3 separate regions of the Mus musculus genome follow, and regions 1 and 2 are each linked to region 3. Evidence: chromatin loops called from intact Hi-C (ENCODE). Cell type or tissue: left cerebral cortex. All regions are shown on one strand. Each heading gives the region's core, and the rest is flanking DNA. Links, peaks and the distances in the headings are about the cores only.

Region 1 (10,033 bases), core at 1,218-9,217, 51 kb before region 3:
AGGTCCTAGGCTTAAGCTCCACCCAGTGCAGAAGAGTCAGTGTTCTCCTGTTTGCCTTTTGACTCCTCCAGCTCCATGCCTGCCTGCACACTGCCATGCTCCCGCCATGGTGATGATGGACTGAACCTCTGAACCTGTAAGCCATTCCCAACTAAATGTTGTCCTTGTCAGAGTTGCCTTGGTCCTGGTGTCTCTCCACAACAAAGGAAACCTTAACTAAGACAAGGAATGTGAGTCACAGAACAAGTAGAGGTCAGAGAATGACTTCCCTTCCCAGGGCCTGCTGAACTCAGGTTATAAAGTCAATGTGGCCAGTGCCTTTGCCCACTGAGTCCTCTCAGCGGCCCATGACTTGTGCACCTTTTAAAATGTTTTGATGGTGTACTCTGTTTTGTACTATTTAGACTCAGTTCAAATTGGAAAAGAGGGGGCTGGTGAGATGGCTCAGTGAGTAAGAGCACTGACTGCTCTTCTGAAGGTCCTGAGTTCAAATCCCAGCAACCACATGGTGACTCACAACCACCCGTAATGACGCCCTGTATTCTGAAGTCAGATACAGTGTACTTATGTATAATAATAAATAAATCTTTGGGCCTGAACGAGCGGAGCAGACCAGAGCAAGCGGGGCCGCGGGATTGACCAGAGTGAGCAGAGGTCCTAAAAATTCAATTCCCAACAACCACATGAAGGCTCACAACCATCTGTACAGCTACAGTGTACTCACATAGATAGATAGATAGATAGATAGATAGATAGATAGATAGATAGATAGATAGATAGATAAAATTTTTTTAAGCTGGAAAAGAAACCAATCACTTTTGAAACTTGCCAGAGAGGAGCTAGCTGCAGTTGCGCATACCTGTAATCCAAGCTCTTGGAAGGTAGGAGAGTCAGGCGTTTAAGGTTATCCTAGATACATAGCTAGCTTAAGGCCAGCATAGGGGCCATGGGCAGCCTCTTAGGTTAGGTGGCTGTGGAAACAGAGGCAGGTGATCACTGGGGCTCACTGGATAGCTGGCCTAACCTACTTAACCAGGGCCGTGGCGGCTCAGATGAGAGTGTTTCTCGCAGGCTCGCACATTTGAGTAGACTGTCCCCAGTTGGTGGAGCTGTTTGGGAAGGTTTGGAAGGTGTAGTCTTGGTGGAGGAGGTGTGTCACTGAGCAAGCTTTTAAGTTTCCAAAGTCCACACCATTCTCAGCTGATTCTCTCTGCTTCATGTCTGTGGACTGAGATGTAATTCAGTTGCTGGTCTAGTGTCATGCCTGCCTGTGGCTATGTTCCCTGTCACAAGGATCATAGACTCTAACCAACCTCTTGAAACTGTAAGCCCCAAATAACCTCTTTCTTCTATAACCGTCCCTGATCTTAACACAGCAATAGAAAAGCAACTGGCTCTTGGGAACCCAGTTTGTTCTCTGGACTACAGACAGAGGATGGACAGACAAAAGTAGACACACACACACACACACACACACACACACACACACACACACACGGTGGGGGTTGTCAAGGAAGAGCTAGCTGTGGTAGCTCACGCCAGTGACCTGTTCAAGGCCAACCTGGGCTACACAGACTAGGCCAGCTAGGACTACATAGTGAGACCCTATCTCAAAAAATAAAATGAGGCCTGGCATAGCCGTGCACAACTTTAGTCCCAGCACTCTGGAGGAAGAGGCAGGGTGAACTCTATGGGTTCAAAACCAGCCTGGTCTACATAGTGTGTTACAGGTCAACCAGGTCTACATAGTCAGATCTCAAAACAAAAATAAATAAAATAAAATAGAGCAAGGAAATAAATGTCACCCCTTGCCCTTCCTTGATTAGCCTGAAGTGCCTTCTCTGGGTCAACAGTGACAAGGTAATCAGTGAGGAGCTAGCTTTATCTCCTGGTTAATTGTTCGGCCCTGGGCATGAACAGAGGCACGAAGGGCTCCTCTCCTCCACGTCTTCCTCATGCTTATACTCAGACTCAGACCCGTACCCTGATCCTCCTTAAGCAAATCAATACCAGAGGAGCGAGGCTTCCATTCAAAGCGGCAATCTCCTTAGTAAATTGAGGTTTTGCCTTAGTCTATCCCCTGGGCTGGATTTGTATCTCATTTGGTAGAATGTTTGCCTGGCACGCACAAAAGCCATCCTCGGCAACAGCGTGAGTCTGCCGATAGCCTCATGCATGAGACCCATTTCAAAGGTGGGAAGGGGTGCCATCACCTACTGAAGACAGAGATATCAAAATGATAGAGGGAGAGGCCTGTTTAGAAGAAAACCAAGGAAGATTCTGGACTTTGGATGCTCTCTGGAGCAGTCAAGCAAAAGGTGGGGTCAACCAACAAAAACCTTCATCAGTTTTCTGTAACTACTGAGCTGTTGAGGGATAAGACAGCCTGACCCCACATTAGCCAGACCGCAGGGCTGAGGGAGGACCCCGGGGCCTAAGAGGACTGTGCCTGGTCAGCATTTGCCCCTGCGCTCTCCACCTGAAAGCCACCTCCGGGATGCCACCTCCATTTCACTGTCTCACATAGTACTTTTCCTTAAGTAGCCTCTCCTCTACCCACGATGGCGACGAAATTCTTGTCCTTAAATTCTTGAACTTCCATTTTCTTCCACCAGGGGTCGCGTTCTTTCTTTTTCAGAGGCGAATACAGATCCCACTTTGGAAGCGATCTTAGCCCACGATATCCCTTTCTGGAGGTGTCAGAGATGGTGTGAGAGTCCGAGTTTGGTGAGTGGAGAAGGAGGGTCGACAAAAGGGAAGTTGGCCCCGGCCTGTGTCACCGACAACGCCAGTTCCCTACACATATAAGATGTTTGGATTGGATCAAGTCGTTTGTATTGAATTAAGTCAACCTGGTTGGGCATATCAGGAAACCTTATTATCCAACGCAAAGCGAATACCTTGGACTGGGGACGAGGGCAGGGGGACAGGATTCTTATAGAAAGCCTAATAGTTCAGCCCACTTCAGTCTAGACTAGGGGAGGGGAGGAACTGGCCTTTCATGGGTCAAACCAAGGCCATTGGGTGAGAAAGTGGTGGTGTCTAGCGGAACCGGAACTCCTCGGGTTTAGACCATTTCCATCCGACGTGGCCTCGGGTCACCGCACCAACGGATGGCTGCCCTGGATGCGTGCAACTACATCCTGCTTCACTGAGGACCCAGGACCAGTAACCCCTCCTCAGAAGTCTTTCTTCTTCCTGTGTGTCTCTTCGCATTTGAATCCCTCTGGCCGCCAACCAAGAGAGGCGCCCAAATGTAAAAGTCAAGTCGAATTAAAAGCGTGTTCCGGTTTGTGCGTTCCCAACGCCCCCCACCCCTTTAAATTGTGTTTCAAAACAACACGGTGACTTTTGGACAAGCTTTTTCTGTTTCCCCCACACCACAATGGAAATGCGATGAATGCTACTGGTGAAATATTTGCTTGTGTCAAATTCAGTCCCGAAGTGCTGGCTTGGGCCAGCACTGGTGCTCTGCTTTGTGTTATGTTCACGGAGAAGATATTAATTAAAAGAAATACATGATTAAAAAGTAATGAGTTGAATAAAAATTATCTCAGCTCATTTTCTGATTATGTTAATTGTTAAAAACCCTTCAATCACGCCGTTGCAGTCAATGGGCTTTAATGTGAAATTAGTGGGCTCTTGATAACTTACAGTCCAGAATAATCCTGCCGGTTTAGTCATCATTCCTAATAACAAGGATGTTGCTAAGAACAGAAATTTTACATGATTTTTGAAACATTCAGCCCTTCCCCCATGTGTCATTTAAAAAAAAAAAAAAAAAGGCCTAGCTCGCTCGCGATTTCCAACTCTTCCCTTGGCGCCTCGACCACGGCCTTGGCGAGGATTGGAGTTTGCGTGGCTGTCCTCTCCGAGCGCCCAGTCTTCACCACGCGTCGGCAGGTTGCTGGCCGTGGGTTCCCGCGCAACTTCCCCGCCCCGCGGGGTCGCAGCGCCAGCGTGCTCCAGGAGATGTGCTGGGGGTGGCGGGGGTCGGGGGAGGGGGGGGGGACGCCCAGCGAGGAATCTGCAAACCCGAGGCGGAGTAGGTGGTAAGCTGAGGGCAAGAGTGGGGAGCTCGGGCCCGGCGGAGGAGCGTAGACAGCAGGGTGGGCCCCCTGGGCTACTGCTCGCCCCGCAGCAAGTCCCTCGGAGTCCAGGGCTGTGCGCACGCCTCTCCCCCCCCCCCCGCCCTCCATCCCCCACCCCGCTAGACCTTTTGGGTTCTGAGTGCTAGGGATCTCGAGACGCCATCGGAAGTCCAGACCGGTTCAGCCAAAGTGGAAAAAAAAGTCCCTGATCTCCGAAGAGTGGCCTATGGTCCCTAGTGCCTGGTGCAGAATAGCCTCTAAAAGAAAGCTAGTGAGAACCGCCCAGGACTGATGAGTTGAGACCGCCTGTGTTCTCCGCAACCTCTGGCCCTTCGCAAACGCCCCGAAACCAAATTCCCAGTGTATGTTTGCGCTCTGGGGGAACGGGGGTGGGGGTGGGGGTGGTGGAGGGTAGTATGCGGGTGGAGCGACATTCCCTATCCCCTTGGGCCCTCACAGGTCTTTCAGTGAGCAAAGAAGGAAGACTGTTTTAGCCAAAACCAGGTTGCTGGGGGAGGGGGGGGGGGAACACAGACCAAGCCGCTCAAATTGGGCCTGATGGAGTCCGGAATCTTGAGACTTGCTAACGCTAGTGAGTTGAGCTCCGAGACTCAACTCACTAGCACCTGGTACCAGACAACTAGAAACCCCAAAACATCGTCCAGTCACCTTCAGGTTCTAGCCAACAGCCCACCCACCAACTCGAGGAGAAAGTACCGTCTGCAGACTTAAAAGAGATTCCGCCCCCTCTCCTCCCAGAAGTGGTAGGATAGTCAAGTTGATCCGCCTGCTTGAAATTGTACATACACGCTCCCCGACACTGTGTACAGCTTTGAGTAGGGCTTCCACCAGCATACCACCTCCTCCCAGAATGAGACTGTATCTCAAAGCTTTCACCTCTAATACCATTTGGGACCGGGCGGGGGTGGGGATGGGGGGGAGGTTCGTGCTTTTAAATTTGTTTTTCTGTTTCTCTGAATACTTCAAAGGGGCAATTTTCTTTATAAAGCTTTAATAAAATATCTTTTTTATCCTTTCAAGCCCAAACAGCATGGACTCTTCCCTGGGGCTGGGGCGGAGGGTGGGGGGTGGGGTGTCAGGGACTGGCTGGGACTGGTCCCCAGACTCTTTCCCCTTGTCCTACTCTGTATTTGCATCCGCCTTTATCCTAAGGATCATTTTAATAAATAACAATGAACAGGAATGGCATCTAGAGGGCTTGTCGGCAACATTTAAAAGCCAATAGAGTTTATAATTCTACTCTATCATTTCTTATTGATTAGAGTAATCAAGATAAAAAGCTAGCCGGGCTGGGAGAAGTTCAGCAGCATATCATTAAAGATAAGAGTCAGTTAATTCTGGAGCTGGGGTAATGTGGCTGAAATGAGAAGCTCATTTGCATGAGATGCTGAGCCCAGTAACAAGGGGACAAAAATCACTAATTAGGACTGCAGAGTGTCGCCCTCTCCGCAAGCACCCTTTCCAGACCACGGACCAAGTGTAGGTTCGTTTGTGAGAGTCTGGGTAGGATTGAATGTCCTTTGTAGGTATCAGCCAGGCTCACTCCACCTTCCTCCTTACTCAGCACGGCAGGGATGGGGATCCTTGGGGGTTTATCTTCTACTCTCTGCATCTCAGACCTTCATTCCTGCGTCCACTGGAGGGCATCCTGTCCACCTCCCTTAAAGGGTCATTTGGCCAGTATTTGGTGCCTATGTGAGCTGGCCTACCACATAGGTCTTGGTGTGATCTCTGATCTGGTCTGAGGAGCTCCTGAACAGGCCCGACTCTACCAGTCTAGCAGGTGAAGAGACTGAGCACAGAAGGCCCTCAGAGAAGTTCCAGGCACTCGCCCCAGTGGGGAACCCCAGAGGAGGTCTAGATCCCTCAGCCAAAGCCCAAAGACACTCAGTCTGGACACCCTGGGGACCATAATGCACAGCTAGTGTTGCAGTAGTGTACAGGCTCAGCGTGTATGTGTGTGTGTGTGTGTGTGTGTGTGTGTGTGCGCGCGCGCGCGCGTGCGTGTGTATACTCGTGCAGATGAGGCCAGCTCTTGTGTAGTATGTTTAGAAGTTTGTTACCGCATGAACAGGTTTTTCTGAATATATGATATGAATAGGCTGTGCTTGGGAGTGATGTATGTAACTTAAACACATGTAATGTGGTGGGTGTGGGAAGTGACAGGTCCGAGCGGTTCCCCAGATGAATAAGGCTTCAGGCATCAAGGGCGGGTTTGGTTGACTAGGGTGACCCCAAACACTGAGCGGCAACTCCAGCTGCAGCCGTACCTCTCAGACTCCTCCAGGTCCAGCTAAGAGAAGAGGAAGTGCCCTCCACCCGGGAGCTTCTGGGAAAGGCAGAGTAACCTTTAGGCTGCAGGAGGTTCCTTGCACCTACTGAGAAACTGAAAGTAAAGTTTGGGCACTCCAAAAACCAAAAGACTTTTCTCTGCACCCACAAGGTGCGGTCAGACCCAGGCCCTTTGAGCTTTTCGCCTCCTTCCTAGGCCAGCTACCCAAGGTGATACTGGTCATGGTCCTCGCACCTTGATCTGGGAGCTCTTTGGAGCTGTTAAAGCGATCCCTCCCGAGATGCTCTGGCCGCGCCTGGGCTGGAACCCGCTTGACCTCGGCCATTTGAGAACTTTGTCCCCAGCCCAGCCCCAGCAATGGGCGCCTAGGCCAGTGTTGAGTACTGTAGGTGTCGGCGTGGGAAATGGCCGTGTTGGCTTACTCCCTCAGGTCTGGCCTGAGCTGCCCTGACACCGGCCAGGACCCGGGGACCAGCAGCGCGTGCACAGAGCACATGCGCCCTTGAGGGGGACAGTCGCCAAGCCGGCCCTAGCGGGAGGGGCGGGAGAGTTGTGTATCCTTGGCTTCCACACTCCCCCCACCCCGCTCTGCAAGGGTTTTCTTTTTTTTTTTTCTTTTTTTTTTTTTGTATCTGTGCACAGTTGGGGGCTCCCTCGCCAGCCACCCCTGGGCCTCCCCATACAGAATAAAGTCAGTCTGTATTTAATGGTCATGGCGGATGTGAGGGGGATTTGGCAGAAGCAGAGGAGAGGCCTTTCGCTCTCAAACATCTCTCCTGACGTCGTGTGAGTCTACCAACCCACCACGACCCCATATTCTTCTGCGGGTGTCTGACTCGAATGACAAGCGAGCTGATTTTTTCAGTACATAGCTGGGAAATGTACTGAGTGATAATAGAGATTTCTCTTTCATTTTTTACGCTTGACTTGGTTATTGTTGCTTTTCTTTTCCCGTGATTCCTTCTGAGGATTAGCTCTGACTTCCCCACTATTGGCGGTCAAAGTGGCCCCGACTCGGGATGACAATTGACGGGGATCAAGGGATTGCCCATTCTGTGCCTGTAAGAACGGATTCGCCAGAGAAACTCATCAAGTGGAGTCGGAGAATAAAGACCGTTCGGGGGTAAATGTATTCATTGAGAAGGGCTCTCCCAAATTGCTTCTAAGTTTTTTTAATGAAAAGTAACGATTGCAGCAATCAGCGGCTTTTTGGCGGATTACAAATCTGGAGGGAGCTGCGGCGCTGCATTGAAAAGTACCCCCGCCTTCGCACGGGGCAGGCAGTTCACAGGAGCGGCCGGAGGGGCGGGGGTCCGGTTGCAAGACAAAGGCGAAGAGTGTGGGGCGGCGCGGAGGCGGGGTGGGGGGGGACTCGGGGCGCTAGGGAGCTCCCCAGAGGAGCGGGGCGCCGAGGTGTCCCGCCAGAGCAGGCGAGGGACTGAGCCCCCACAGTCTTAAACCAGGATCAGGGAGCAGGAGAGGGTGGCTAGGGAGACCCACCGCGGCACCACCACTTTTGGGTGATTTCAGGCCTGTGGAACCCAGAAGGTATTTTGAGGAGCCAGGTCATCTCAGAGATAGGGGCACGGGAGGGAGGACACAACTGAGGTACCACCTAGCCACCCTAACCCTCACCCCTGGCCTTTGCACGCACCGACAGTTTGTTCTAAGCATGCCACATTTTTGCACAGTGGGAACGCGCTCTTCCACACTCAGGGGTCTTCTCTGGGTAAGGCAGAGAGAAGGAGGGAAAGCGGCGTCCTCCTTCCCCTGGACAGCAACAAAATATCTCCAGGCCGCATCGGACCGAGCCAAACGCTTCTAAAGGGCGCGCGCAAACGCCCTCTGCCATTGCGGGAGTCCACCCACGGGCAAAGCATTTCCCACAGAGCATTAGCAAACACCTTCCCCCTCGCCCTCCCTGAGCCCCACAACGGAGGATGTCGCCCCAGAAAAAAAAAAACGAGAAAGGAGCACAAACAGGGGTGCGAGAACAACCCGCTGTTCCCATAGCCTCGTGGGATCTGCTAAAATGAAAATTCAGGTATTTTTTAAAATAAAATATCTCAGTCGAGGGGTGGAAGGTATGTTTATCATTCCAGCTTTTTAAAAAACAAAAAACAAAAACAACAACAACATCAAAAAATCCAACTCTCTGGAGGAGAGAAGCAGCGAGCCTGGGGGGGGGGGGCGCAGGAGGAAGAGGGCCCCTCTCCTGGGCCCTCCTCAAGTGCAAGAAGAAACCCAGCAAGGCAGGTCCGCACTGATGGTTTAACTTTTTTCTTTGCAGCTTGTCAATGCGACCATTGCTTTGATGGGACGCTTCTCAAGGTACACATTTCTGAACTTCACCCTCTTTTCAAACTAACTCCCTACCTCCTTGTTAGTGGCCAGCTCTGAACTTCTGCAGAGTGTTTTTGTGTGAGTCGGGGCTCATTCACGCTGCCTTTGTAGGCCCCTTCTCTTTCAGGCCTCGGCGTGTTACACCAATTAAAGGGCGACGTGCTGTAAATGTAATGGGCCGCGCTGCGATTGTTCCTGACAGGCAACAAAACACGTAGATCCACCCCTTAGATTAGGCCGCTGAAGGGGAGGTTGAGGCCGGTCAGTTTACTGAATAGTTTGTGAACTGTAATTCTGAGGGCTCGTGTGAAAAAAAAAAAATGCTCCTACCCACCTCCCTAGACTCTCTTCTCCCCAGCAGCTCGAAGAAAGAAAGGAACAAGAAGAAAAAGTGACATCCATGGGGCAGAATGGGGTCACTAGAGGGAAAAAAAAAACCCGCATGAGGGGCTTGTTCTGACACTTGGGCAATCCAAAGAGAGCCCGCAGCTCTTCCCCTCCCCCACTCTCTGAAAGCATCCCTCCTGGCCTTCCCCACTGCTGGCCACTCCAGCCTTCTCCCCTGCAGTGGGTACTTGAAGTCAGGCTAGAAGTGAGGTCAGATTGTCCTGTAATATTGCAGAGGGATTTGACCTGGCCTTGGTAGGCCACCAATGCCTCCCTGGACGGCACTGAACCTTTAGCCCTTGGCTTCTAGTCCCCCCCAACACACACACACACACAACACCCCACACACACATCCAGGTTCTGAAGAGCCCCTATCTGCCCACCCTAGCAGCTGCCTGGGCTATCTCCTAGGAGTTCCTCCTCTCTAGGTGTGCTGCTCTCTAAGCACCTGAACTTCAAGGAATAAAGTATTTCACAAATTCTGAAGCCCAGAGAAGCAACTTGAGCCAGGTTCCCAAGGAAAATCTCTTCACTCCAGCAGATCATGTCCTCCCAGTTTCTGGGACTGTCTGTCTGTCTGTCTGTTTTTCTGTCTGTTTTTCTGTCTGTCTCTTCTAATTAAGAAAAATGTTTTTGTTACACATATGTATCAGTTTGTGTGTGTGTGTGTGTGTGTGTGTGTGTGTGTGCGCGCGCACTTGTAAGAGTGTATGTGTAGGTCAGAGGACAACTTGCAGGAGTCGGCTCTCTCCTCCCACCAATCAGACCTAGGGATCAAACTCTGGGTTGTCAGGCCTGGCAGCAAGTGCATCTACCCATTGAGCTTCCCTGCAGGCTCCTGTTCTTTATTGCCCTAGGTAAGCTCAGCTCTAAGGGCTTAGAAGGGTTCCTGCACACC
Region 2 (10,033 bases), core at 1,439-9,438, 170 kb after region 3:
CTGCTGAGATAGGTCAGTGGGTAGCAGTGCTTGCCATAAAGCCTTGTGACTTGAGTTTGCTCCCAGCACCCGGGTGGTTGTCCTCTGACATCCACATATATACCTGCACACGCACGCAAACATAATAAAAAAATACACAAAGAAAGAAACATAAATTTAAAAAGAGCTGTTACCTTTAACTTTAAAAATATGATGTTAGCTGGGCGTGGTGGCGCACGCCTTTAATCCCAGCACTCAGGAGACAGAGGCAGGCGGATTTCTGAGTTTGAGGCCAGCCTAGTCTACAAAGTGAGTTCCAGGGCAGCCAGGGCTATACAGAGAAACCCTGTCTCAGAAAAAAAAAAAATGAAGTTAAAAACATTCAGAGAGGTAATTGTCGTGTTCCTATGGATGAGAGCTTTGGAAAGGCAACACTAAGGAAACTCAGGGGCCACTGCACTGTGGATGTGCGAAGCACTCGGTCCTGAAAAGCCTCCATAGCTAGTAGGCCTGATGCACCCATTAGGCCCAGTGAGCACAGTGTCTGAGCCTATGACACCTTTGGGAACTTGAAGATGTTTTAACTTTGTTCCTTTTAAAATTCAAAGACTGAAATAAATATGTTGTAGTGAACAAAGTCTGCGTGTATTTATATCATATTATATTTATTTCATTTCATAAAAATGAAATGTGTTTGCCTACATGAGTTTATATGTACCATGTGTTTATAGAAGGCCACCAAGGCCAGAGGACACCAGATCCTTGGAAACTAGAGTTATAGGCAGTTGTAAGAGCCCGTTAGGAGTGATGAGCGATGACTTAAGCCCTCTGTAAGACTATTAAGCATTCCTAACCACCAAGCCATCTCCTCAGCTCCCTGAATCTTATAGTATGTGTATATGTATGTATGTATGTGTATATATATGTGTGTGTGTGTATATGTATGTATGTATGTATGTGTATATGTGTGTGTGTGTGTGTGTGTATGTATGTATGTGTATATATATGTGTGTGTGTGTATGTATGTATGTATGAATTTTTATTTTAGTTGTATGAGTAGTTTGCCTGCTGGTATGTCTGTGCACCATGTGTGTACATTGTTCACAGAAGCCAGAAGAGAGCAGAGAGCATCATATCATCTGGAACAGGAATTACAGGCTGTTGTGAACTGCCATGTGGGTGTGGGAATCAAACTGGGTTCTTTGGAAGAGCAACTAGTGCTCATAACCACTGAGCCATCTCTCCAGCCCTGTATCTAGTTTTTTTTTTTTTTTTTTGTTGTTGTTGTTTTCAAAACAGGGTTTCTCTGTGTAGCCCTGGCTGTCCTGGAACTCACTTTGTTGACCAGGCTGGTCTCGAACTCAGAAATCCACCTGCCTCTGCCTTCCGAGTACTGGGATTAAAGGCGTGCGCTGCCACGCCTGGCTAGCTGAAGACTTCTTGAAATTGAAAACACATTCACAATTCCTTTGCATTTCTGTGGTGACATTTTTTTTTTTTAAAGATTTATAGCTGTCTTCAGAAACCCCAGCCGGTGCTCAACCATTGAGCTATCCCTTCAGCCTCCCCTGCTGTTTTTTTAAAAAAGATTTATTTTTATTTTAAGTGAATGAGTGTTTGCCTGCATGCATTTAAGTCCACTGCATGTGTGCCTGGTGCTTGCAGAGGGTACCAGGTTTCCTGGAACTGCAGTTATGGATGGTTGTAAGCTGCCGCATGGATGGTAGGAACTAAACCTGGTCTCTGCAAGAGCAGCAACTGCTCTTCGTTGAGCGTCAATCCAGCCCCTCGTCCACGGCTTTAAATGCGCTCACATTCTTTTCTTTGCCTAGTTGAACCTAGCTTTTATCTCTTACATCTGCCTCTGTTTTTTTTTTTTTTTGCTGATTTCTCACTATAAACCCGGCATCAAACAATAACCGTGCCACAGTTGAATGCTAGGCTGGGTTAACTTTTTTCCCTACAACAAATTAAACGCCCACTGGCTTTGAAGTCAGCCTCACTTCAATATGAACATTTCAGGACATGAGCAGATCATATTGCATTCTTGCCAGACTCTAACACAAACAGCCTCTAGCTCATTTCCCACATGGGGTCCTTTTTGCCTAAACCTCATGAACAGTCCTTACTGTCCATGTTTTGTCGTCCTGGTCTTCCAGAACCCCACCAGAATGGCCCAGTAAGCTTTGCTTACAGCAGTCCCTAATAAACATTACTACCTTTGTGTCTAGCACCTCTCAAGCAAAATCAGTATTGTTGATCCCCAAAACTTAAACTTCAGCCCACATTTTCTCCTGTCAATGTCTTGAATTTTCTGATAATTTTTAATTGTTAATAGATGCAAATGGTATCTTATTGATTTATATTATTTGTGCATCAATATAAATTTTCTCAATTGTTTACTTACTAGTTAAATTAGTCTTTTATGAAATGTTTGAGGTATTGCTTATTTATTTATTGGGATGTTACATTCAATCTGTCATATATAGTCTTTATCTTTTTGTTGTTGTTTTTAGGGGTGCTAGAGATGGTCAGTAAGGCCTCTTGCATGCTAGACAACTCCGCCACAGGCTGCGTCTCAGCTCCTTATGTATGTCCCATACTGTTGGGTACTGTTGGGTGATGTTTACTGGGTGTTTTCTATGTGCTTATGTGTTTTTGTTGTTTGTTTTTGTTTTGTTGTGACAAGGCCTCTCTATGTAGCTCTGACTCTTCTGGAACTTGTTTTGTAGACCAGGCTGGCTTCAAACTCACACAGATCTATTTGCCTCTGCCTCCTGAATGCAGGGATTCAAAGTATGCTCCATCCTGTCTGGCCTCTATGATCATCATCATCTTCTTCCTCCTCCTCCTCCTCCTCCTCCTCCTCTTCTTCTCCTTCTTCTCCTTCTTCTTCCTCTTCCCCTTCTTCTTTTTCTCCTCCTCCTCCTTCTCCTCCTTCTAAACAAAAGCTTTATTTTAGTTTTAATTGTATACATGTATGCACATAAATTGGTTGACTGTAAGAAGGAATCATGGATCCCCTGGAGCTGGAGTTATAGGCAGCTATGAGCTTCCTTGCCTGGGTTCTGGGAACTGAGCTGGGGTCCTCTAGATTAACAAGAATTACTCTTAACTGCCAATCCTAATGCCTATGTATTGTACGTGATATCTATCCTTCCGTTTACAATCAAGAGTCTATATAGCAATGTGTTACTACTATGGAGTGTATATAACATATATATATATATATATTAACCCTAGCTAATGTTTCTTGAGACTTTAACATATGTCTTACTAAAGCTTTACAACTAAGTATTGTTGCTGCTTTCATTATATCGATGAGGAAATGGCCAGAGAGGTGATGTGACAAATTGATGGGCATAGAGGTAATGCAGCTTAAATCCAGCATCCTTGCCCCGACTTGGAGCAGCTAAGTTATGTATTTTCCTTAGTATACAAAGTCTTGTATCATGTGTTTAAATATCTCGTAAGGCGTGGTTTTGGTCGATGTTTTAATTTAGTCAGCCTTAAACCTAGTATGACACTTGCTGGATTTATTAAGAGAGAATTTTTTGGAGCTTTATTCTTAGTGCCAGTGTATCTGCAGCTGCTACTTCCCTCTTAAAACTGAACCCTGTCATTCATTAGTGTTGCTGGTTTCGGTCCTTGTGATTGGCCTTTGGGGTGGAGGGAATGAATGTGGTGCCTATTTTATAAGGAGATAAATGGAAATTATTGCTGCTTAGAAGCAAGGGCCCGTCTACCTGTGCTCCTGAATTTAAGGAGGGTTTAAGGTGCTGTCTCAGCAGGATTTAGCTCAGATTTTGCAGTGCAAATTCTCTCGTCGTCATCCTTACCAAGTGTGACATGCAGACATGCTGCTTAGCTTGGCTGAGGGATGTGTCTGCATAGGCTTTATTTTTTTCTTTTCCTTAAGTGTGTTTTAGATGCTGAAATAAAAGAATACCCTGTTCTTAAGATTTTCTTTCAAATATTTATTGTATTGTCTTTGAATATGTTACCTGTTAAACCACTTACTTAGTCTTTGAATACGCTAAACTGCTTATGATTCTGAGGACTTCAGATTCCTGAGGGAAGACATGCCTTCCTAATGTAGTATTTTTTAAAAAGCATTTTGATGAGCAGACCTCTGTGTAAATTCTCCGTAAAGTATCAATATCCTTCAACAGATGCTGTTAGCCATTTTTTTTTTACAAAGCAGGAGTGCATTAAAAACTGCTAATAAAAAGTAGGTGCTTGTTTTTGTGCTAATACTAATTACTGATAATGCATGCTTATGTTTGTCAGTCACTCCGTGGCGTGGTACCAATCAGTGGGTGACTGAGACGCAAGCACTTACACATGGAAATGAGTTACTTTTTTTTTTTTTTAAGTGCGTCAGGATGGAAGGCAACTCTAGGTCATGAAGATCTCTTCTCTGTAATGCAATGTCCCCACTCTCTGCTCGCAGACTACCCTTATTGGTAATCTGTAGCCTTGTCTTTTGTTCCGGATGGTAATGAAATGCTGGGCGCTGAACACCCCAGCTCTCCAAGAATGTGGGGCCAATTGTCTTCTGTTCACTTACACTGTAAAATTACTGTTCCCCAGCAAGGCGGGACAAGTGCAGGGCCAGGATCAAAGAGTCTACACTGGCATCCAGCTGCACTGGGTGACTCCTGCTTTATTAATTAGTCATAGCGCCTCCAAGTTAATTTTCTCAGCTAGCACAATAACACCCTATAATGTAAAAACAGCTAAGTGGAACTCGACCACAAACCCTGACTGTCTGTCTGTTTCATCCATTTCTGGTTTAAGCTTTTGTAACGTGTAACCAGCCGAATATTCTGCTCTGAACCTCGGGGCACAAAAGCTGTTTTTCCTTTTTTTGTTCCAAAAAGCACTGTGGACGTCGTCAAAGGACGGCCTTTGTTTTCCAATATTGAGTCACATTTCATTGATTTTCACTGTAAACTAAATGTATGGAGAAAGCTAGACCTGGCTTCAAAACGGAATTTAAAAGTTCATTCAGTTCCTGCTGAATTTTGCAAGCTCGTTCTGTCCCCTCATCAGAAATGCCACTGGTGTTTAAGCATTTGAAAAGGACCTTCTCTATGAATGTTTTTGTGAGAGCAAAATTTGTCCGTGATCCTGAGCTCCCACTGAGCCCCTTAGTCTCTTTCTTCTTCAGAGAGCACTTGAAGTTCCAGGAAGGCATTTCCAGCAGTTTCTCTTAGGTTATATGTTTTAAAGTCATTGCTTGAGACAAAAAGAACCCCTGCTGTCTCACTGTCCCTCCAGGTTTCCTTTGGTTCAGGTAGGTGGAAAAATCTTCACCATCAGGAAGGTCCTGGGCAGGAAGAGAGAAGCAGGCTAGGCTTGTGCAGCTCAGGTTTGAGGGGCTGTGTTACATGGGGTCAGTTGGTAACCTGTCGTTTCCTGATCAAATAGGGAGATTCCCATGTGTTTCTGTATCCTGTACCAGGGAGTAATTTAAAAAGGCGAGGCGTTAGTAAGTAGTACACGTGAGGCAAGTGTAACGAGCGGGTTCTTGAGATGTGCTGGTAAAGAAAGTCCAAGTACTGCTCTCCCGAGTATCTAAGGACCATTCAGCAGCCGCAGCGGTCAGCCTGTCTTCATCCAGCGTTAGGCTGTGTGTAGAGTTTGCCCCCTGATTGCTGATTTCTTTGTGAACTGTGACAGCCTCTTTTAAAAGTGGCCGATAAGTGGACTTTTTGATTATGGATTTGAAGAAGAAATAATTTTAGAGGAGACGAGTAGCTGTGTTTCTGTTGTCTCACGTAGTTTCGCCTGCCCTCTTTTATGCCTTGTTTAATCTGCATGATGCGTTCCTTGTTTTGCCAGAGGCTGTTTTAAAGCACTGTACCAAGCATCCTGGTTAGGGATGGATTTATTTCTATTTTTTTTTCTTTTTTTCTTTAGCAGGAATATTTGTGTTTGGAAGGTTAGCAGAGGCTGGCATGCTGGAAGTGACTGCAGTGCCTTTGGATTATTCATGGACAGTAATAGAAGGCACTTAAAAAGAACAATGAAATTGCTTATTTCTGTGATGGGCCATCTGTTGAATTGTTTTGTGCAACAATTGCACAATAGTATCTATGTCATATCATTCTATTTTCAACAGCAGCTGATTATGTCTCACTGGCTACTTGTCCTTATTTCTGAAGTCCCATGACCATTAAAAGTCACCTTTCCAGGGACCTTTGCCAGAAAGGTATTAGGAATTGCAAATATCCTGTATATTTTAACGTTGTTATTCTTACTCCCTTGCCTCTGTGTGTGTGTGTGTGTGTGTGTGTGTGTGTGTGTGTGTGTGTGTTGGAAGGGGGTGGTAGGATTAGGAGAGAGTTGCTCATGCTCTAATTAATTGGATTTCCTAAATGCTCCGGATACTTTCCTATGTTTCCTACGTGTGCTTGATGAAGAAGTTAGCATAGAACCACTTGATAATCTGGGTGGAATGATTGACTTGTAGCACAGGATGTGTGAGTTTAAAAGACTGTTCGATGGCCTTTCATGCTTTTAATTATCTACTTTTTCTCTCAGGACGATAATTAGAATTTTTTCTCTCGGAATTCACTTCCGTCTTACCAAAAAAAAAAAAAAAAAAAAAAAAGAGGAGCCATTAGCAAATTTGTTAGAGCAGAAGTGAAATGGAAATAAAACAAATGTGTTGTCGTCCACAGGTCACTGACATCGCCGACGCCATGATTCTGAAACAGCTTTTTGAAAATCTGTTCAAAAACGGGGTCGTCGTTGTGGCAACATCCAACAGACCACCGGAAGGTAACGGAACATAGTGAGCGCTCCCCATCCAATTAGATGGAGACTTAGGGAGCTTTCAAAAGCTCACATTTCTGTAGTAATTTTCTTGGGCTTGTAGATCTGCTGCTTTCGCCTACCCTTGGTGTTAGACCAGGCTCAATCTGAAAAATTAGTCGGGATTCACATTTAAAAATATTTCTGTTTTTTGTTTGTTTGTTTTTTTTTTTTTTAAGCAAGCTGAGCCTAGTTGATTCCCATGTTGGGTATGGTTCCCCCAACACTAGACATGTGATGCGTACATATAAAAACATAAGTCTTTTCATCTGCTTTTTATGCCATAAAAGAAAGCCCAATGAAATGAAAAACTCTTAATTAAATTTTAGAAAAAGATGAAACCCACTCTCATGAGTAGTTTTTTTTTTTCTACTTCACTTAATTTATCATTTCTAAAAAGGCACTTGTGGCTTATTAGGAAAGCATTTAAGAATTAAAATACAAGTACTGGTTAGACAAATGTAACACATTTCAAATCTTGTATTTTCTTTTTATAGCTCATCATGTGGTCAGTTAAAGGTGAGGATTCCAAAATAATGTTTCACAGGGGACGGTCAGATCTGCTCAGAAGTACCTTTCCAGAGGGCCCTAGGCCTGTCTGCCGATTGCACAGCCCCGCCCTCTTACCCCGTGGCACTACTGTTTGCCCTTCTCTCTCTCCTCACATGGCTCGTATGTCCCACCATAGTTGATTTCTTTATTGTCTTTTCCACTCATTGTCTGTCCAGAAGCTTTGTGAGAGCACTGATCAATTGGCATCTTTTATCTCCGTGTGTGGGTGTGAGTGTGTTCTCTCAGAGTGCCTAACACATGGATGGATCTCAGTAAGCGGCCTCAGATTGAATGTAGAATGTCTGCATTTCTGCAAGATTCTCTGGCTGCAGTGCAGAATGGATTGCAGGGCTGAGTGTTTGAGACTGGGAGTAAGGACTGAGGAGTCTGTCACAGCACTCAGAGGAGACGGAGCTGTGGTAAGAAATGCTCAGGTGCTGTTTCTATTATAGGCCAAGCCAACAGGGCTTACTGATGGACTGGTTCATAGGGAATAAAAACACGGCAACCAAGCAAGCAGTCTACCACTGGGCTATCTTCTCGTCCTTCAAGAGTGTGGGAAAGGGCTGGAGGGTGGCTCAGAGGTTGATAGTACTTACTGACTGCTCTTCTAGAAGTTCTGAGTTCAATCCCTAGCAACCACATGGTGGCTCAGAACCATCTGTAATGGGATCCGATGCCCGCTTCTGGTGTGCATGAAGACAGCTATGGTGTACTCATAAAAATAAATCTTAAAAAAAAAGTGCGAGAAACTCTGCTAATTAAGGTTGAAGTCTACCATTGACAGGTAGCCTTCTGGGACTTGGCAAATAATGGAGGACTTCTTGTTAACAGGTTTCTCCTTCTCTGACCCTGTCTGGGGGGTTCTAAGCCCCCACACTCACCTCTACCTAAGGAATATCACATAGCCTCAATTAGTTTATAGGATTAATTTCTTTTCTCCTGACAAACCTGTTCAGCCAGCGCCTGGGATTCCTGAAATGCTTCCCCATGCTAATGACCTATGACCATTGCCCATCTTGGATGTCCCTACCCTCAGTTCCCCAAAGCCTTGAATCACCCTAAGATAAGTTGATCTGTCTACTGACAATCAGTCCCGTGTGGTCATTCGCCATACCTACTCACAGGGCTTCTGAACCCCTCTCCTCCACACTCAGTGTCACTGTTCCCTCTGCCCATGTGCACTGAAGGGTTGACAGTCCACGGGGGCAGGGAGACTCACACAGGAGCTTCTTTAAAAAAGAAAATTACTGTTTGGGCATCTCAGGGAGGCAGAGGCAGGGGGATTTCTGTAAGTTCAAGGCCAGCCTACTCTATATACAGACTTCCAGACTAGCCAAGGCAACCTGGTGAGACCCTGTCTTAAAAAAAAAAAAAAAAAAGAAAGGGGGGCATTGATTGCTGTGATAGTTTGGGTGATAATGCCGGTTGCACAGCCCCGGCTTGCATATTTGGATGTTTGTTTCAGAGTTAAAGGATTACAGGGTGTGGCCTTGTTGAAGGAGGTGTGCCACTGTGGGTGGGCTTTGAGGTTTCCAAAGCCCACACTAGACCCAGAGTCTCTCTTTTTCTCCCCATTGCCTATAGTTCAGGATTTAAAACTCTCAGCTACTGCTCCAGCACTACGCATGTCTGCATGTTACCACCCTTCCTGCCATGCAATGGACTAAGCCTCTGAAACTCTAAGCAAGCCCCCAGATGAATGCTTTCCCTTACAAGAGTTGCCTTGGTCATGGTGTCTCTCCACAGCAGTAGACCAGTCACTAAAACAAGAGTAATAGAGGAAGACAAATGATACAAATGTATGTATTTTAGTGCACACCCCCTCCCCCACATGCATATGCAGGTAACACCATACACATACAAATACTAGATTGTTCAGCTAAGTGAGACTGATGTCTGCCTCTACTATGACTGATCTAACAGTGCTGTCAGGATCATCTTTGCACAGCGATAATGCTATGCTCATAAGTAGCAAGGTGCTAGAACAATCTAGGAAGTTCTAGCAAGATTGCTGAAGGAAGGCAGTGCTTGGAATTGTGGCAAAGCAAGGCAGGCAGTCACAGGGAGAGGCTGAGGGAGGCATGAACAGGGTCCCTGGGCTGTCAGGTAGTGTGCTGAACGTGAGCTGGAATTGCTCTTCTGAGAAGACCCAAAGGGAATTCAAGATGCAGAGTTGCAGCAGTTGAACTCTAGTCAACTGACAGCCCGTTTCTCCATAGCTCTAGAATCTCTCCACTGGCAGAAGAAAGTCATCTTAATAGGCTATCTATCCATCCATCCATCTATCCATCCATAATCCATCATCCATCCATCCATCCATCCACCCGTCTGCTTGCCCGTCCATCCGTCTGTCCATCTGTCTGCCTGTCGGTCTGTCTGTAGATAAGGTGTCACTATGTAGTTTTGGCTAGCCTGAAACAACTTACTACCTAGCTCAAGCTTGCTTTTCTTCCTTCCTTCCTTCCTTCCTTCCTTCCTTCCTTCCTTCCTTCCTTCCTTCCTTCCTTCCTTCCTTTCTCTCTCTCTCTCTCTCTCTCTCTCTCTCTCTCTCTCTCTCTCTCTTTCTTTCTTCCATGACAGGGCCTCTGGCTCTCCTGGAACTCACTCTATAGATCAGGCTAGTCTCTGCATCCCAGTGCTGGGGTTAATGATGTGTACCACCACCTCCTAGCTCTGG
Region 3 (10,033 bases), core at 1,368-9,367:
GGATACATGTTTTAACATTAACAGTTATTTCTGTTAGTGCTAAAATGATTTTAAAAAAAAAAAAGCTAAGAGGCCCAGTTTGTCAATCCACACTGATCTAATCTAGTGACTGTTTATTCTAATCACTGGCCTTTTCCATGCGTATTGCCTTCCAGTGATTCCCTTGTAAATCTCAGCAGCCCATCTACAAAACAGAAAAGACCTCCCAGGCTTCCTATCCCTTAGGACACAAGGAACTAAGCAGCGGTAGAGAGGAAGTGTGGGGAGTGTGAGGGAAGGAGGCTGAGGTCACAGAGACGGCGTTCTGTCTCTTCAGGTTCAGGATGCACACGCCACTGCTCCTAAGTCCCAGGCCTTCCTTGGGAATCCAGCGAGGCTCCTTTAATTGGAGCTCCGAGAAGCCTTTTTAGGCGGTGTGGGGTGGCTTCCTGCTATGCAATAGATATTAAGGAGCATCAAGAGACCAGGATTCTTGTGTGGTCTGTATTTTCAGATGGGTGACTAAGGACAGGGTTTTGTTTGTTTGTTTGTTTGAAGGGTCCCGGTGTCCTCATCAGTAAAAATGAATGTGTACTGTGGTCCTTTCTTTTGTGTGCTCTGAGAGTCTGGGCATTACAAGAAAACCAAACTGATCGGGTAACTTATAGGAACTGAAGGGGCAAAGGAGGATGGGTGCCCAGCATCTCCCAGGAAGAGGTCTCGTTTGGAATCCCTTAGACAGTCTTTTGTTTCAGAAAGTCAGCTTCTGTTGTGCCTCCTGAGACTTAGGGACCCCAACCTATCCCTATACCTTTTCACCCAACACTGTCCCACCGAGTGTGGGGGCTTTGTGATGCCAAGCAAACAGGTTCACTTACACATCCCACTTATGTAAGCCCCACTAGAGCTAAGCTCACAGCGGGCTGGGTAGCTTTTGCTGCTGCTGCCTCCTCCTCCTCCTCCTCCTCCTCCTCCTCCTCCTCCTCCTCCTAGTTTGTTTTTCAAGACAGGGTTTATCTTCATAATGCTAGCTGTCCTGAAACTTGCTCTTTAGACTAGGCTGGCCTCCAATTCAGAGATCCACCTGCCTCAGCCTCCTGAGTGCTGGGATTAAAGGTGTGGGCCACCACAGCCCAGCAGGGCAGACACTTCTATTTGAGTGTTAGCGCAAGATGCAGTGAGACTCCAGAAGTCTCTCCTCTTTGACTCTAGAATTGAATTTCTTCTGCTCAGTGGGGTGTGTATGTGTGTGTAAGTACAGAGACAGGATTTATAACGGACAACTAACTCTCAGCAGCGCTGTCCTGCATTGTGCTAAGAAAAGTCTGCAGCTCAGTGTCCATTGTCTTCTGGAGGAGCTGGAATTGCTTTCTGGATTGTTCTCTGTGGTTTTTTGCTGAGTATGGTCAGCAGCCAAGCAATGTGTGAAGAGGCTCTTGGAAGAACTGAAGAATCAGAAGCAAGGCTGGTACTAGTTCTGCCACTTAGCAGAATCTTACTGGACCCCTATTACCTGTCATTACCTGTCGGGACTCTGCCCTATGATCCACCTACTGGGCAAGCCATAGCCAGGGGCTGTCTGGCAATACACTTAGAAGTAACTGAAAAGCGTGTTTCTCCCTCATGCAAACTAGCATGTAAAGAAAGAAGGGGCTGAGTTCCACAGCGAGCTTACTGCCTTCCCCTCCCCTCCCCTCCCTTCCCCTCCCCTCCCCTCCCCTCCACTCCCCTCCCCTCCCCTCCCCTCCGCTCTTTAGGTCTTTTCCATTTAGTAGCAAGGGAGAGAGGCAGGGAAAGGAGGCTATGGCATCCTTTGAGGGAAGCCAGTGAAGGGCAGAACAAGCATCACAAACAGTTGTCCCCCCTCACACACACCTCCCCGGGGACTTAGAAGGGTCCCCTCACCTGCCTCTCACACAGCCTGGTTAACATGAATTGAAGCACTGCTTTAAACTGTCTGGACAGAGGAAAGACCTGTAAGAACCGGTCTCAGAAGCTGCACAGAGTATGCACTCAGTCCAAGACCAACTTTCCAGGATCTGTGTGTAACCCACAATGCTGCTCACTGATCTGGGAACCTCTGTATACTTTCCAAGTGTCTCCTGCATTGACCTCAATCTAAAACATTTTAAAAATGCTGTTTTAGCCAGCACACACCTCTCAGTCCCAGCGCTCAGGAAACACAAGCAAGTGGATCTCTGTGAGAGGCCAGCATAGTCTACAGGGCAAGTTCTGGCACAGCCAAGGCTACACAGAGGAAACCCTGTCTCAAATTTTAAAACACTGTTTTATGTACATGGGTGTTTTGCATGTATACACATGTACATCACATGCAGGGCAGGTGTCCACGGAGGCCAGAAGAGGGCGTCAGATCTCCAGACTGTAGTGACAGATGGTTGCGAGCTTCCACTAGAGTTCAAGGATTCAAACTCAAGTCCTCTGCTACAGCAACAAGTACTCTTAAATGCAGAACCAAACTCTTAAATGCAGTGCCCCAAACCACTATTGCTATGTGTCCATACCCACTCCCAGTCTCTCTGAGTAAGGAAGGGGCCATACCATTAATCCACATCCCCAGGCCTCACATGTTGGGTGCTAATTATTGTTGCATGAATTTTCCCCCTGAATCAAAATGGAGTCATCCTTCAATGAAACGAACCTGGCTAGGGTTGCAGGCTTTAGCTGAGGTTGAGGCAGCAGACTCAGAAGAGGTGAGGGGGAAGTAGGCACCTTTAATCCCAGCACGCAGTGGGCAGAGGCAGGAGGATCTCTGTGGATAGGAAGAAGCCAGCCTGCTTTACTCCATAGTGAGTTCCTGGATAACCAGATACACAGGGGGACCATGTCATGAAAGCAAACAGACAAACAGTGCAGAGGACCTCTGGATTTGGCTTTTCCCTTTTGCCAACCTAAAAATGTATCTTTGTGTCTGTTAAAGATAGATGGCACTTGCTTTTATCAATTGTTCTCCTTAGGAGTCTCATAGGGAGAACTTTGGAAACTGGAATTAAACAAAGGCACAATTTTTTTTTTTTTTTTTTTTTTAGATAACAGTCTGAGGGTCAGAGAGGTCTAGTCGCTTGCCTAAGGTTACACAGCTAGATGGGCAGGATCTGATTTCCCATCTCCTGGTTGCCTCGCTGTGCCTCTGGTAGGCCCCTTGGGAAGTCTGCCAAGGACTTCTTTCTTTCCCACATTCTGTGGCACCTCCTATGAGGCGGGCAGCGTGTTGAGGCCAGTGGATGGGAAATGAAGTCAGTCTTTGCTCTGCTAAAGATTTTTCTTTGAGCCGTGTCCCAATTAGCTTCAGTTTTTCAAAGTTTCGAACCAGGGTCCCTGTGGCCTTCAGCTGGTTGGCTCGAGCAGAGGCCAGGCAGCCCTTGGGCTTCTCTGCGCATCTAGGGGCTGTAGAATCCTAAGCACGCCAGCCTATTCTGGAGCTAGTTGCTGCCTTTACCACCGAACCAATCATGCCAGAAAGTCATCACGATGATTTCAGAACTGTATTGTGAATTATGCAAAACGCGCGGATAATTACAGTCGGGCGCCCAGAATACAGAACGCATATGCTGCGGGGTGGGTAGCCCCTTGTGGCTTTTGCCAGAATTGGATCGTTCTCTCGGTGTGGAGTGGGGGTGGGGTGTGTGCACCCGTGTCTGTTTAGTGGGCTTCTTGGCACCTAGTTCGATTAAGAGTTAGTTAGTGGCTGGAGAAAGAACATTCCAATTTTGTTTGGGGGACAACTGTGTGAGTTTGGGAGTATTTTTCACAAGTTTTGGTGTCTGTAAATGAGTCAGCAGGCACTGCAGGAGGAGTCGAGAGTTGTTTGGAATCCAGAGCAGCCAAGTCCTTCTACCTTCCAGACTGGGCACCTGAAACATCCCTAGTTCTCTTCCTGTCCACAAATCCTTAAACTTCTCCCTGAAGACAAGTCCGTGTTTAGTTCCCACCACCACTTGCCCACATCTTTGCCCACGGCAAATTAGTTCCACTTGAAGTCCTTTGTCCTTGACCAAGCACCCCCCTTCTGCCTCCACATCGCGATGGTGGTGTCTGCCACAGCAGCATCAATTGGATCTCTGGCAAGAGTTAGACCCGAGGACCAAAAGCCGAGCCTGGCACCCTGTCTCTAAAACCCTAGCCGGAAATGCCTCTCCTCTCTTTGCACTGAGTTCGAGTTTGAGCTGTGCCGCGAGCAGGGCTCGCTGGCAGCCCAAGTTGACTGTCAAAAAAAAAATGTTAATTTTCCCTCCTTGTCATCTAAAAATCCCCAGCTTACCCTATACTCGCCCTTGTTTGAAAGACCATAAAGGAGAGGTGGTATGGGACACGATCACCCGCCTCTCGGTTGTTCCAAGTGGCCTGGCCCTAAGCCTGGTAGTTGCTGTGTGTGCTGCTCTTGGTTCCTTGCCTCCCAGGCTCGGGCAATCCGGGAAAAGTTGCTTTCACGTGCTGAGGCCTGAGACAGGAGCATACAGCCCTTTCGAGTTGGGACCCGGTCCTTGGATCTGCAGGGCCAGGCAGTCACACGGGAGACTCCAACAGGCACTGCGGCCAGGTGAGGAGGGAGCTGCGGGAAGGGTGGGCTAGCGACCAGGAGGAGCGCTGTCCACAGCTCGCCAGCCCCCAGCCTCCAATTCGGTCTGGAGAGCTGGAGGCGCGACCTCTGACCCCCGGCCGGGCCCACGCCCCGAGGAGAGGCTGGCAAGCTCTTGTTCGACAAGTTCAAGCGGCGGAGGGAGCTTAAATAGAATTAATCTCTTAGAGATCGGAGATCAAGGCTCCCTCGGCGCGCGCTGTCCCCGCGCCGCGCCACGACCAAGATGCCAGAGAGCTCTAGGATTTCGGGTAGGCGACCCGGCTGGGGAGGAAGGTGGCGGAGCTCTCCAGAGTCCCCAGGCCTGCAGGGGTAAGCCAGCGACGCCCGCTGGGGACCAACCGCAGGAGGGAAGGCTTTGAGGCTTTGCCTCTCAGCTGCTCAGTACACGCAATGGAGGCGAGAGGGACGCCGCCAGCTCCGGGTTGGCCGGTTTTGTTTGCAAGAAGCTGGCGAAGCCCTCCCCGCGGCGGTGCCCAAAGCCGTCACGCCGAGGCCGAGGGACCGCAAGATCCCAGCCCAGTCCCCAAGACCGCGCACCGCGACCTCAGCTCTGGCTTTCCATAGATAGTTGCAAAATGAATAAATTACTCACCTCGGGCCAGATCCAAGTTTTACCCAACAGAAGGGGCGCGAGACCAACAATGAACCAACTCACATGGCCATGTCCGGGCGCACACAATCATACACAGACACAGCTACCCAATATCTTCCACGAATCTATCTGTCTGGCATTCTGGAGAGAGGGGAAAAGCGTTTTGAGAGAGCCCCACCACCCCTCCCCTCCTCCCTTCCCGTGAAATATAAAAATTCATATTTTTTTTATTACAAGAGCGGCTCCGTCCTCACCATCACGCACGCACGGAGCCGCTTGCCCGTATTCACTCTCAACTCGTCAGCTCCGAGAGCGCTTGCATTTTCTTTGGAAGCCGCTTGGAGGTTCATTAATATCATTAGCATTTAACCCCCTCCCTCTTCCCATCTCCTCCCCGCACATGGCTGACGTCAGACCCCGCCAGGAGTTGGGGGAAAAGCTAAGTGGGCCAGGGACGCCCTATTCCCCTCCCCGCGGCTGCCTGTCAGAGCGCTACTGGAGATATTACCAGAGACCCGGCCCGCAGCGACAGGCACAAAGTCACAGGGTAATGAACTTCGGGGACCCTTCGCCGCTGCGTGCGCGGCTGTCCCCGGAAACTCGGATCTGGCCACCTCTCCCCTTGGAAGATCTCCCAGCAATCTAGTTTCCCCTCTCGGCGCCGGGGCTCCGGCAGCGAGGAGCTTAATCTGCCTCTGAGACTGCGGCTGTGATTTTCGCCTTTCCACAGAAGATCTGCAGTCTGCAGAGAGCTGCCCACTCTGCACGCCTGTGTGGAGGGAGAGATTGGAAGCAGTACCAAGCATGGGGAACGAGGGGAAGTTCGCCTTCGTTGCTCCGTAGGAAGACCATTTCCGTGTCTCCATCTCTGTCCTTCCATATTCCCCTCGCGCTGTCCTCCCTCTTCAGCCTGCCTGTCCATCTCTCCATCTGTCTGTTCAAGACTGTGTCCACATCAAGCCGCATCCCCAGCAGCTGCAGTTTTGCTAGAGCCGGGAAAGAAACTTAAGGATGCTTACATTTCCACTGTGGAACGAATTCTGAGCGCCGGGGAGAGCAGGGCAGCGCACAACCAATAGCCACCTGTCTGTCCCGCCCGGGAGCCTCGCAGGCTGGAGGGCGGCTGGAGAGCGGCGGCGGCCGGCGGCGACGTGGGCGCCGTGGGTCGGGAATCCGGCAGTGCCCACCAACCGCTGCGCCCCGGGACCGCCAGCATGAGCAAGCCCGCCGGATCAACAAGTGGGTACCGCTCGGGCAGCCGCGGGGTCCTGGCGCGTGGCCTGGGGAGGGCAGGCTGGGAGGCCGGGATGGTCCTTCTGAGAGCTCTGAATTTGAGCCCCAGAGTAATACTCTCTCGGGCTTGTATGTCCGTTGGCCTAGCTCTCTTAGACTGTTGCGTTGGAGCGTTTCGTGCAACTGGGAGAGCAATTTCGTTGCTTCTGGATGCTAGCTCTTCCGGGTCTCCCCGGTGTATCAGGAAGGTTGCGACCCGTGGCAGCCCACCGGTCCAGCCTGCTGTTTCTATTTAGCTGCAGGTGCCGAAGGTGGGAGGGGTGAGCCAGGGGCGGGAACTGGGCCGCAGCTCCAGGCGGCCGCACAATAACGCAGCCGCTCAAAAACTCAGAGCTTGCAGCGCGCAAAAGCAACTCTGCAAAAAGCGGATTTCGAATGGAATGCTTTGCACTCCGTTTCCAGCTATTTCAAATAATCCTGCAAAACCGGGAAGCAGAAACCATTTAAAAGTCACATTTTCCTTAATCCTAAATCCGCGTAGGTCATAACTGGGGAATGTAAAGTATGGCGAGCCAGTCTAGCAAAGAGAGGACCAAATCCCTAATCCCAAGGACTTTCGGAGCGGGAGCCCAGCACCGACAGGAGTCTGCGGCCTGCTCACTCCGGACGCTTCTTCTTCCAGCTTCCTCTCCCATAGACCGCACTGCTGCAACTGATCTCTGTTGACCTCCAAAGACAGGCAGAAGTGCAGGGCAGCTGGGCGTGTGCGAGCACAGAATCTGCAGACCCTCGGAGTGCGTAGGCCTGAGCCGGCGTGGTGGGCGCCTACGCGGTACAACGGTCTCCCCGGGGCTTTCCAGTTCCCGCCTTCCACAGGCCGGAGGCTGGGAGTTCTAGGGTCTGTGTATAGTGCGCACACCCTGAAACTCGCTAGCCACCGGTGTAGTCCCCCCCCCCCCCCATAACATTTTTGGCGCTCTCTGTGAGTTCCTTCCCGCCCCCTCCCCCTTCACTCGCCCTCATTGTCCAGGGTCTTTGAAAGTTGGAAGAGTCTTGGTTACTTCTGGGGACTGATAATGAAGTCTCACTTAGGATGGATGCAGTTCCCGCCTCCACCTCTCGCCCCCGTAAGAAGTGGCTTGTGTTTTCATTTTGTGCGCTTGTTTTGATTTGGGTGCTGAGTTTAAAAACTAGAGTAAAGTGAACGTCAAAAAAAAAAAAACGAAGGAAGGAAGGAAGGAAGGAAGGAAGGAAGAAAGAAAGAAAGAAAGAAAGAAAGAAAGAAAGAAAGAAAGAAAGAAAGAAAGAAAGAAAGAAAGAAAGAAAGGGAAAACGGTCAGAGATAGGGCCCAGGGAAGGAAACTTCACCACAGCTTCAGTGCACAACTGACACTTGGGCAGGACCACGGCTTCCATTAGCCTTGGCCTATCCTTGCCCTGGCTGTTCTGAGCTCTGGAAAGTAGTGCAGGCTCAGAAATAATAATAATAATAATAATAATAATAATAATAATAATAATAATAATAATAATTCTGGGTGAGTATCTTTCCCAAGAGAAACAGGAGACCCTTCCTGCTGCATTACAAACCTGCATGCCAGGCAACACCGAGGTTGAAGGGCCTGGGAGGCCTCCCTGGCACGTTCACCCTGGAACAGCCAAACCTGTCTCTTGAGATTTGAAGCTCGAAGCTTCCATGGAACTTGAAAAGTGGGTCCTCGGAGAAGAGGGAAGGGGTGGGTGCGAAGCTAGGCGTTCAGCTCAGCACCCCAGCCCTGTGAACAAGACAGATGCTGGCTGGCAGACTCTGGACTTGGGAGTCAGGGTGGGCACATGACGTGAGAAGGCAATTTCTGGGGAAAGTTGAGTTTTCTAGCTTATCAAGCCTTGGAGATTGCCCTTGAAGGCCTGGAGACTCCAGTCAGTGCCCGATGGCTTTGAAAATTTTGCTCTCTGGGTGAGGGAGCAGACCCTGCAAAAAGTGCCGCTTCATCCAGGTTTTCAGACCCAGGCTGTGGCCAGCGGAAATTCTGTGGCCCTGCGGTCCAGGCAGTGAGGGGGCTCTGAGAGCAGTGGGGCCAGTCTCGAGGCAGGGAGGGCTTCATCTTACTTGGCTGGCTGGAGAACAGAGCCTTGTTACCCGGATTCCCGCCTGGGTGGTACCAAGACCCTGACCAGTCACCCTTGCAGCCCAGACTAACTTCTTTCAACAGCCTCTGATGGTAATTACAGTAATCGAAGCTGCCATATATCTTTAGGCAATTATGACCCACAAAAAGCCCTGAGGGGACCCCCTGGGGAGGGAAGTTAAGAACCGTTTTCCAGCCTCAGGAAACTCGCTCGACTCACATCTGAGTTCGCTCGGCTTGCTAAAAGAGAAGAGCTACGCCGCAGTCAACCAGCTTGTCTGTGACCCCAAGTCACCTTAACGTGGCTGGTTGGTGGAGTCGGAGGCGTCGACCCTCTATGCCCTGGAATTTTCGCTTCCCTCCCTTCTGTGCCCCGCCCCAACCCAGCTCTCTCTCTGGCTCTCCTTTGCTTGGATGGGGAAGTCAGCCCTTAAGGCCGAGCAGCAAGCCCAAGTGGTGACAATCCGGCATCCTGACCAATGAGCCAGAAAAGGGTCATCCACCTTGAGCTCGTCTTCTCCAGAAATTAGTGACCGTAGGCTCCAATCTGGATGGGAAGCCTGGGTAAGCGGCCCGCCACTGCTTCCCCTTCGGGCTCACCCTCAGTGCTGCCGGGACGAGAAGGGCAGCTGGGGCGACAGTGCTCCTGAGCCCTTAATAGGGGGCCCCAAGCGACCCAGAGGGAGGAGAACTTTGGAAGATCTGAGCTCTGCGTTCTGTTTCCACAGGGAGTGCTGTGCAGCAGAGCTGGTGGCCGCGCAGTCCAGGCGCGACCGTGAGTTGTTTGGGGAGTAGTGACAGGCCCCAGGGGGTGAAGGACAAGAACTACACTTGATTCACCCCAGCCCCTCCCTTCCCCAACACAATCTCCGCTCTTGCCCTGCGGGAGAGGGGGCGCCGAGGCGGTGGCCGCAACGCCGAACGCCTCCCCCGCCAGCCTTTGTCGCCGTCCGAATTCCCATGCTACTCTTTTTGACGGGTCACTGGTGGCTCTATAGGCAGGTGCTGCGGCGGGGTTGTAATTACCCGGGCTGAGCCGGGTCCTTACCGACCTCCCCTTGCCGGGCCCCCCGCACTCCCCCCTCCACCTGAGGAAGAGGAGGCCAGAGCCCGGAGTGCAAGCCACCTCAGGCGCCTCGGGGTTCCCTCGCCTCGGGGCCTCCGCAGACAGCGCCCTCACCTCCCCAGCTCCGTTGGCTCAGCTTCCCACTGCTGCCTCTCCCGCCCCCAATCTGGGTGCTCCCGGAGCTGCTGTGGGGTTCCCACGAGGCCGGAGATAGCCTGGTCCGGAGTTGGAATGCCTTTGACCCGGAGTGATGGGAAAATCAGGTGTTAATTGTTGTTGACTGTATTTTTTTAATGATAATGTTAACACGTTTTATAAATATTCCCATTGTTTACGGAAATGTGTCCTCGTCAGTAGCTTGATTCAGGCACTTGTTGGACTCACGCCTGAGAGAAAACACGCACCCCTTCTTAGTGCCCTCTTCCCAAAGGCCGCCA

The links. Peaks named below come from ENCODE experiments on the same cell type or tissue, not always from the same donor. Only the 100,000 strongest peaks of a DNase experiment are listed, where the experiment ranks them.
Region 1: it touches region 3 in a loop (4-fold over the local background); 18 of 42 quality-filtered maps call a loop at or near these places.
Region 2: it touches region 3 in a loop (2.7-fold over the local background); 4 of 42 quality-filtered maps call a loop at or near these places.

Annotation. Positions count from the first base shown.
Region 1 is chr10:42,630,015-42,640,047 of GRCm38, reverse strand. No RefSeq gene overlaps it. Among named protein-coding and RNA genes, the nearest start is that of Ostm1, 44 kb to the left of the region's middle. In left cerebral cortex, for the core only: a CTCF peak has its summit at 2,603; DNase peaks (open chromatin) are centred at 7,258, 7,331, 7,394, 8,876 and 2 more places; H3K4me3 peaks cover 1,602 bases.
Region 2 is chr10:42,412,284-42,422,316 of GRCm38, reverse strand. Afg1l (AFG1 like ATPase) reads left to right here. Exons shown (of 13, transcript NM_145743.2): 6 at 6,669-6,768. Among named protein-coding and RNA genes, the nearest start is that of Afg1l, 61 kb to the left of the region's middle. In left cerebral cortex, for the core only: no CTCF peak of the experiment used is centred there; a DNase peak (open chromatin) is centred at 4,521; H3K27ac peaks cover 1,025 bases.
Region 3 is chr10:42,579,259-42,589,291 of GRCm38, reverse strand. It overlaps Nr2e1 (nuclear receptor subfamily 2, group E, member 1), which reads left to right and starts at 5,702. Exons shown (of 9, transcript NM_152229.3): 1 at 5,702-6,410. The coding sequence starts at 6,386. It overlaps Gm38491 (predicted gene, 38491), which reads right to left and starts at 5,500. Exons shown (of 2, transcript NR_169130.1): 1 at 5,426-5,500; 2 at 3,469-5,312. In left cerebral cortex, for the core only: a CTCF peak has its summit at 5,497; DNase peaks (open chromatin) are centred at 5,862, 6,117, 6,793, 9,240 and 4 more places; H3K4me3 peaks cover 4,444 bases; H3K27ac peaks cover 1,441 bases.